2 separate regions of the Homo sapiens genome follow, and region 1 is linked to region 2. Evidence: chromatin contacts called from ENCODE Hi-C data. All regions are on one chromosome and are shown on one strand. The core of a region is the stretch at or near the end of the contact, and the rest is flanking DNA. Distances in the headings are between cores, read along the strand shown.

What was found. A loop is a pair of places that touch in the nucleus more often than their neighbours do. Pooled maps may share reads with other maps.
Region 1: a pooled map shows a loop between it and region 2 (16-fold over the local background). The contact joins the promoter of SPART-AS1 here to the promoter of RFC3 in region 2. A Hi-C loop is called at or near these places in 7 of 50 pooled maps.

Annotation. Positions count from the first base shown.
Region 1 is chr13:36,343,844-36,348,569 of GRCh38, forward strand. SPART-AS1 (SPART antisense RNA 1) reads left to right here and starts at 2,588. Exons shown (of 5, transcript NR_045181.1): 1 at 2,588-2,664. It overlaps SPART (spartin), which reads right to left and starts at 2,551. Exons shown (of 9, transcript NM_015087.5): 1 at 2,382-2,551. RefSeq lists a silencer at 2,400-2,449.
Region 2 is chr13:33,816,590-33,821,568 of GRCh38, forward strand. RFC3 (replication factor C subunit 3) reads left to right here and starts at 1,560. Exons shown (of 9, transcript NM_002915.4): 1 at 1,560-1,676; 2 at 4,543-4,680. The coding sequence starts at 1,590.

The sequences.
Region 1 (4,726 bases), core at 1,338-3,837, 2.5 Mb after region 2:
CATTCAAATCAGTTCATGGATCAGAAGATTATCTGTCAAGAAAATTAAATGAGCTCTCGCCTGTAATCCCAGCTACTGCACAGGCTGAGGCCGGAGGATCGCTTGGGCCCAGAAGTTCAAGGTTGCAGTGAGCTATGACTGCACCACTGCACTCCAACCAGCCTGGGTGACAGAGCAAGACCTTGTCTCTTTAAAAAAAAAAAAAAAAGAAAGAAAGAAAAGAAAAATGAAAATGAAAATTAGATGAGATGTGTTTGATTCCAAATCTAAAAGTCCTACTATGTTTACAAGTCAGCAGAGTGAGGGAGGGGTGAAGAAAACCCAGAGTGTCCCGTCGTAGAAAGTCATGTGGCTTAAATCTTCAATAGGTAGCATTTGAAAGTAGAAGCGAGGCATAATGAAGGAATATAGCTAGAAGCAATATTTACCTTGGGTATACGTTTATTTCTAAGCTTATTTTACATACGGTGTGATGAAAGATTTCCTAATAATGTGTCAATGGAGGGAACAAGATGGCTACTGAGAAAGAAGAGTGTGCCTGTGTGTAGGGGTGGAGTGGGAGGGCTAATTCCACAGGATTGCTTAATAACCTTCCTTGCTACATCTCCATCTTAAAGAGAAAAAAAGGATACACGAGAGAAGAGCCTGGGTATCTAGAGGTTATATATAAGTCTAATGGTCAATTTCAGTCTAATCTCTGGGGAATCTCAACACAGAAAGAAAAAGGTTTATATTAAAATATCACATTTTTATTTTGTGACTGGGATTTGCTATATCCTCAGCGGTCTCAGAAAATACATTTTACAGAAATAAGGATTGGAGGATGGTGACTTAAAAAAAAGCCTATTCTATTCCTAAGCACAATTAAGTGTCAATCAAGTGTCCTGAAAAGATAAAAACCATTATCACATTATTTCACATTATTTAATTTTCAAAGTTAAGAAGACAAAGTCTTTGAAATGACAATCTGATGTATTAAACAGTACCTACACCAGTGTACAGTCTTCAACAACAAACCAAAATCTGTTCCGATACCAGTAGTTCACCTAAATTCTAATTTTTTAACGTTCTAATAAAACACATTTATTTCAACATAACTACATGTATGTCTGTGTATGTCTTAAAAAATACCCGAGAAAAGGTAAAATTCTGCATTAAAATACCTAGCAATTTAGTTCGATTCCATAAACACTGAAAGAAGTAACACTCTCACTTAACAGTCAACATTACAAGCAGTCTTTAATAATACCGCATTTAACTCCTTAGAGCTAGCACAAGTTGATCTAATGCCTATTTGGCCCTTTACCAAAAAAGCGGAGGGGGCTTTGTCTAACACCTGTATACACCTCCCTCCGTAGCATCCCGCTCATTCTAGCTTCTTAGGGAAACCATAGACAACGACGTTTCAGAGAGTGCCAGAGGTGAAGCCGACCCGAAACCACATTACAGAAAGGCTTCCTGTTTCAAACAGGTCCAATAAAGCCACCAAATTAAGTCTACGATTATAAAGAACTGCGAATCAGAAAATAATTCCATATAGGTGCAGTCTTCTATTACTTTTTTCCCCACTTTCGGAAATTTCAAAGAAAAATTGCTACATTCTTAAATATGAGGCCATTATTTCAAAGGCTGTAACAACCTGGAACGCAAATTCGTTAAATTATGATACAATAAGGCCAACCTCGAGGATCCTCGGTGGACTACTAGCGCACTTCCTTACAATTAGAAAGTGAAAAACTGGGTCAGCCCTAGAGTCACGCAATAATGCTGCGTCACGAAACTGCGCATTCCAAGAGAAACTTTTCTCAGGCCCAGAATTAAGTCGGAGGGATCCGCCGCGCAGCTCAATCCCTAGGAAGCATGAAAGAATGTATTGTAAAGAGTAAAATCACGCGCAATCCATCCCAATATAACCGCAGTTGTTCGTGGGCCTTCTTGCAGAGAAAGGCTGCCCAACCTTGACGGGGCCATGGGCGCTGCGGGAGGGCAAAAGACCACAGAGATCTGCGAAGCCAAAGTAAACAACGGGGTTGGGGCGGCGAGAATGATCAATAGCGATGCTCCGAAAGGACTCCGCGATAGGAATCGAGCGGGAAGGATTCCCTCCATCCTAACAGTCCATGGGTTAAGAGGCCGAAGCTTCCCTAAATACCACACTCCCGCGAGAGAAGGGACTGAGAACAACTTCTCAAACTATTCTCTCTCGAAATCGCTCCCTTCCTCGAAAATTCCATCTCTGAGACTCGGATGAGGTCCCCACCCCCTCCACCCTTGTCCCGTGACCGTCGCCCGCTCAGCCTCCCAGCCGAGTCCGCGGGGCCTGGGGCGCCCACCCCGCCCACCCAAGGGACCGCGCAGGGGTGAACTCCCCCGCGCCCCACCTGCGCCTTCCAGACCTCGGGCGCCCCGGCGTTGCCTCGAGAGCTCCCTGCGCGGCCGCCGCGGCACGGACCAGCTCCCACTCCCTTACACTGGGCGCCGCTGCGCTCGCCGGGGGCCGGTCCCGAGGTTCCCAAGGCCTCGCGCGCGCGCTTGCCGTGGCAACCAAGACGTTCCACGACGCGCGCTCTCGAACGCTTCGCGTCACGCGGCCGCGCGGCCCCGCCCGTCGGCCTCGCTCCCGCCACAGAGCCCGCAGCACGCCGCCGCCGCAGCCTAGGTCACGTGAGTACCCACGCGCGCGTCTTGCCAGCGGATTCATCACCGGCCTGCTCAGACTAGGTTCTGCCCACTCTGACCTTCTAAATGGTACGTGGGAGGACGTCCGTCCCCTTCGGACCCAAGAGTCACCGTAACACTCTAGAAGGGGAGAAAAGGAGCGAGGGCGGCAGGCGACAGAGAACCTCGCGAGTCAGCGGCCCCGCGCAGACCCCCCCAGGCACGGTCCCCTGCGGCCACGTCGGCTGCTCGGCGCCTGCGCAATCTCTTTCTCTCCAGCGAAACCGAGGCCTCCGGAGAGCCTAGTAGAGAGTGTGGGCAGTGAGCGCTTGTAGCCGCTAGAGGGAGCGCTGGGCACAGTGCACGAGAGACAATAAAGGCTGATTATCCCCTCAATGTCTCTGCAGCCTGAGCTTTGTGACTTCTGTATCCAGAGCACAGTTAATTTCCAAAAGCCCGCCTGCACCACGTGTTTTAAGTCTTGGTGTGTGTGTAAAGTCTATATCACTATCATAAAACTGTTAGTTCCTGATTCCGGGATACAAAGAGTAAAATCAAGATGAACATACTTTACCCTTCTTGACAAGTGTTTTTAAATTAGTAAAATATTGTAGATGACAGACTCTTCAATAGGGCTGCCTTAGGGAAAAAAAAACAGAAAAAAGAAAAAGCAGTATGTACTTGCCCGGAGCATTTAGAACCAGTTTTGTTGTTGTTGTGTTTTTGTTTTGTTTTGAGACAGAGTCTTACTATGTTGCCCAGGCTGGAGTGCAGTGGCATGATCTCGGCTCACTGCAACCTCTGCTTCCCAGGTTCAAGCGACTCTCATGCCTCAGCCTCCAGAGAAGCTGGAATTACAGCTGTGCACCACCACTCCCGTCTAATTTTTGTATTTTTAGTAGAGACGGGGTTTCACCATATTGGCCAAGCTGGTCTTGAAAGCTTGACCTCAAGTTAGCCAGGCTGGTCTCGAATTCCTGACCTCAAGCGATCCACCTGCCTCAGTTTCCCAAAGTGCTGGGATTACAGGCGTGAGTCACCGCGCCTGGCCTTAGGACCAGTTAAGTGACTCCCTCAAATCTCAGAAAGGTAGCAGTCAGTCATCCCAAAAAGCAAAACCTATTAGGAATATATTAATACAGTGGTTTCAAAATGATTTTGCTCTTATACCCCCAAAGGAGTCCCCAAAGACTATGACTGTATTCTCACTTCCACGTTTTTGGATTGACCATCACAATTTCTCATCTGACTTAAATAGTTACAAAAGAAGCAACTTCTGTTTTATTATAAATTAACATTTTAAAATAAAAGTTATATAACTTTTAAATGTAGCCAGTGGAATCTAAATACCAATTTAATATCTAAAATCATCAATTTTTAAAACTACATGAACAAGCTTTTAACAGAAGGAAATTTTACATCATTTCTTTTCTTCTTGAACTCATATTTCCGTTCCATATTGTGAAATTGTATGTCAATATTTCTTTAGTCTTGCAAATATTGGCCAGGCTTGGTGGCTTATGCCTGTAGTCCCAGCTACTCCAGAGGCCGAGGCAAGAGAATCGCTTGAGCCCAGGAGTTCGAGACCAGCCTGGGCAACATGACGAAACCCGTCCCTACAAAAAAACACAAAAATTAGCTGGGCATGGTGGTACACATCTGTAGTCCCAGTTACTCCAGAGGCTGAGGCAGGAAGATCACCTGAGCTGGGGAGGCAGAGGCAGCAGTGACTGAGATTGTGCCACTGCACCCCAGCCTGGGCAATAGAGCCAGACCCTGTACCCCCTGGCCCCCACCAAAAAAAGAAAGGAAATCTTTTATTGGTCATCTACTCTACTTCTTTACATTTAAAAAGTACATACATTTAAATAGAATTTTTTAAATTTCCAACAGCCATAAAGATGAATGTGTTTAAAACATGTAGAATTTCTATACACAAAATTGTTATATATAGAAAACCCTAAAGAATTTACTACAACACTGTTAGAACTAATAAATGAGTACATCAAGGATTCAGGACAACAGGTCAACATACAGAAATCAATAGTATTTCTATACACTAGCAATG
Region 2 (4,979 bases), core at 310-2,809:
TTTAACTGGACTTCCTGGGTCACCACACTATTTCTCCTTCCTCAGAACCCCCAACAATATTGAAGCACATGTCTTCATGTGCTTCAATGGTAGAGACATGTCTTCACGGTAGAGACCATCAACCACTGCTCCTTATTGAAGTTGTCTGTCATGCCTGTGGTCACTCTTGCCAAATTATTGATCATTCTAGCACTTGGTTCTTCTCTTTATTCCTCTCAGTACTTATTTCCATTATCATTCATTATGATTATGATATACACATAGACCACAATTCAGTATCCCTGCTTCTGATTTCCTTTACCTTCTCATTTCAAACACTTCCTCCATTTCAATTCCAAAGGAGAGAAGCATAAAGAAGATGAAGCTTTTTTGCAATATTAAATAGGGTGGTCAGGGAAGCCTCAGTGAGGAGATAATACTTGAGCCAACATCCTGAAGGAAATGAGGGACCCAACTCTGCTGACTGGAGAAACATAGTCCAGGAAGAGGAAACAGTAATTGCAAAGGCCCTGAGGCAGAAGCCTTCCAGGCTTATTATAGAAAGTTTCTCGAGAACAGGGATTAAATCTTATACTTGGTGGTGTGGATAATACCTTACCTGCAGGAGTAATTCATGTAATATGACGATTCATAGAAGAACATGATAAATTATTGATTAATAAATGAGTAAGAGGCACCTTGGTGAAAGGTTATTAAGTATATTTGGAAATCATTTCCTGCCTGTAAGACCTTGCAATCAAATGGCAGGACTTAGGGTTCTTAATAATACATAAAATAAAAGCATAAATTAAATAAGGAATTAATATTATGTACAATGAGTAAAGTGCATTTTGAGAGGCACTATTTGAAGAGAACTTCAAAAGTTGCATATCAACTTCATATGCAGAATATTTTTCTGAGGGGTTCAGATGCTTCTACACATTTTAATTGGAGGGCTTTCAAATATTCTAGACTTAGAATGCATATTAACCTCGTGTCTTCTCCCCTACAGACCACATTTGGGTAGTTTTTCCATGCTCTTGATTCTTTTGTTTCTAATCCAATAAGAATATTGAGGAATAGAGGTAACAAAGGATAGTGAAGATCAGACATTTTCAAGCGATTCATCCAATGAAGCTTTACTGGGTACCTGCCAAGTGAGTGAAACCCTGAGATGTATATATTCTAGTGCCGAGGACAGAGTTCCACACCTAGCAGATATTTAGTAAATTTTTGTTGAATGAATTAAGTGAATGAAAGAATGAATAAATGAAAGGAACGGTCTTCTCTGAGGTATCTGGATGTGACGCCAAAAGGGTCAGAACCACATTTTCAATTCCGCTTGATAATTTCTAGAATATAATAGACGGTGCGAACAAAGAGAAAATAAATAAAGCAGTGAACTTCAGAACTAGAGGGCATCGACGCGGCAGCTGATTTTGTCTGCACACGGCCCCCGTAGCCTTTCCGTCCAAAATCATTTACGCGGCCGCGACCGGTAGTGACGTCACGAGATTTGGAGCTCGCGGGAAAACTTGTCTCTGCGTTGTGGGGAGGACGCGCGCTCGCGCGGGATTTTCAAGCGTAGGCCCCCGGGAACTCGAGCTGCCATGAGCCTCTGGGTGGACAAGTATCGGCCCTGCTCCTTGGGACGGCTGGACTATCACAAGGAGCAGGCGGCCCAGCTGCGGAACCTGGTGAGTCTGCGGGGGCCGGGAGCGTGGGAGAGGGGAGGCCCCCCGGCTCGGGGTTTCGCGCCCCCCTGAGGAGCAGTGCTTCTCCCGCCCGCATTGGAAGGTGATAAGTGCTATGGAGAAAAATAACACAGGGAAGGGGGAAGAGGTGTGGGAGGCTGGCTTGTATTTTTAAACAAGAAAAGCTCCACTGAGAAGTGGCATCTGAGCCGAGACTTGAAGGAAATTGAAAAGTCATAAATACAGAAATCCGAGCAAAGAGTGGAACAGGTAAGAGGGGACAGCAAGTGCAAAATTCCCGGGCAGGGATGTGCACGGCATGTTCTAAGAACCTCAGGAGGCCGGCGTAGCCGATAGTGGTGAACCAGCGGGAAGGGTAATCGGAGATGGGTGTATGTGTTGGGATGGAGTTGGAGTGCAGACCCAGTCAGTCTCAGAATAAGACGAGAAGCCGTTGGAGCATTTTGAGCGGAGATGACACCATGTGATTTACTTTCTAGCTGGCTTAAGATTTCTCGATGTCATTGTCATTTACAAGTAAAGTGTTGTAAATATGTATTTACTCCAAAGATCGTTTCTAATTCTCAAATAAATTGTATTAGGACGTTCCTGAGATTAGTTTTTTTTTTTTTTTTTTTTTTTTTTGAGACGGAGTTTAGCTGTTGTCGCCCAGGCTGGAATGCAATGGCGCGGTCTCGGCTCACTGCAACCTCCGCCTCACGGGTTCAAGCGATTCTCCTGCCTCAGCCTCCCGAGTAGCTGGGATTACAGGCGCCCGCCACCACGCACAGCTAATTTTTGTATTTTTCAGTAGAGACGGGGTTTCACCACGTTGGCCAGGCTGGTCTCGAACTCCTGACCTCAGGTGATCCGCCTGCCTCGGCCTCCCAAAGTGCTGGGATTACAGGCGTGGGCCACCGTGCGTGGCTGAGATTAGAGCTTTGTGAAAGATCCTCTCCCCTCTATCCTGATGCCTCTTTGTCTGTTGTAGTTGATAAAAGTGCCCAATGGCAATATTTTGTGAGAACGAACTGAATCTTCCAGGGAGTAGAGAGTAAAGAAGGATCTTTAGGAGAATAAAGTGTCTGTGGAAGACATTTATCCACTCCTTTTAAGGAACTCAAATTAATATATGATGCTGATGGAAACGTTTTTGCCCAATACCCTGGTTTTCCCTTCCGACCTTTCTTAGATTTACAGATACTATTTAATTAAGTGCGTCTTAAAAATAAGAAATAATAAGAAAAGATTGTACACGTAAAAATCATTAGACTAGTTGATAGTGTTGTGACATTGAAGGTTTTTTTTTGGTCTCTTTATTGATACTGCATGTATACTAATTTAAAATAAATTGATTACTGCAGTATCCATCATTTATAGACAAATTACATTTTCCGTCAATAGCTTTGTCTTCAGTTTTCCTAGTGATAGAATACATTTTATTTTCTGTGGCCACATTTTGTTGTACAGAATTTGGAATGTATATTTTGGACATGAATTTAATATAATGGTCTTATGTGTTAAATTTGCTTTTAAGAAATGTTCACCTGTTTACTCTTTTATTTGCAGCTTAATCAAACTATGAAACATTTAAAGCATAACCCTTATTTTTGATTAGATTGAAGTTGAAAAAACAAGGCAGTAAGTGTCTGTGGGACACTTGCCATTTTCCAGGCAGTATATTAGATTGAATAGTTCTTTTCCTTGGGACTTTTTAGTGACAGAGATGGATGAGTTTACAAAGTATTAAAATTCATTGCAATAAGCGCTTCTCTTAAGATACGTATTCCATTTTTTCAATAATGGTTATTTACAGAACTTCACCTTACAAGACTTTATGCTCCCGAGGCTAAGGTCTGTCACCCACTCATCTTTATAGCCTTCATAGCACTGGTTCCCAAACCAGACTGATCATCAGAAACACCCGAAAAGCTTTTGCAAAACTCATCATCAGCAGATACTGTTAGTGCCCTACCCAGTCCTCTTGCTTTTAAGTGCACACAGACTGACTTCTGACTTCTAACTTTGTACATCTGTACTTTGCCTGAGGGCTTTTCTCTCTGTGACACCCATAGTAGATTTGAAATGCCTGGAATTAATGCTCTTTCTTTTCCCCCATCCACTTTTCTAAGCAGGCTTCAAGAAAGAACTCATCAGAGATAATCATACGGCAGCTTCCCCACCCTTTGGGTGGGTTAACACTCTGGTGGGTGTTTATGTTGGCTTTAAGAGTTTCCCTAGCAGGATCAAACACAGATACCTAGAGCCATTCAACTTGACAACACACTCTTACTGGCTGCCTTCCTTTCCCTGTTTCGCATCCCCACTCTCCTATGAAGTTTTCCTTTATCTCACAAGTAACCTCCCAAAGAAACCAAATGCACTGAATTGTTATCACAGGGACTGTTTCTAATAGTCCGAAGTAAGAAAGGCCTGAATCTCAGAGTTACAGAATCCTAATCTCATGGATGATAGGGTCTGTTCATTAGTCAGTCCTTTATTTTAAAAAGTTTTCTAGGAGATTCTGATAGTCAGGTTTGGGAGTTCCCGCTTTCTAGCATTTAGTTTTGTATCTTGCATGTGCTGTCACGTATATAAGTTATACAAAATTAGTGTCAGGCGAATAGTAAACTTTTCAGCATATATATATTTATATATATATATATATATATAAAAGATACACAATATTTTGTGTATCTACCCATGAAACTCCAAGTTTTACACATATATAAAAAATTGGGTGTATCTACTCATGAACTGGGAGTTTCATGGGTAGACACATAAAATATTTGTTACTTAAAAAGTAGTTTGGTTCTACCTAGAGCAGTTCAGTTTGACTAGGGAAAAATGCCTTGTTCTTTTTTTTCAGGTGCAGTGTGGTGACTTTCCTCATCTGTTAGTGTACGGACCATCAGGTGCTGGAAAAAAGACAAGAATTATGTGTATTCTACGTGAACTTTATGGTGTTGGAGTGGAAAAATTGAGAATTGAACATCAGACCATCACAGTAAGCATTTCACTTTGAGGCCCTGAAAGTAATTTATAGCGGGGACTTTCAGTCTTGGTCATGTATGTCCCCCCAACTCAGTTGCTTCCTAATGTATGATTTAAATAAGAATTCCACAGGTAGTCTTGGGGCACAGGATTTGAGAGCTACTGATATGGATCTGTTATAACCAGAGCAAAGCCATTTATGTTAGATAGGAAATAAGAGCAACAGAGGGTTTGGGGTAAAATGTAGAGGGTGAGATTAATTTCAGATTACCTAATAAGACAATGTCTTAGCTGAAATTAGAACTCAGGTTT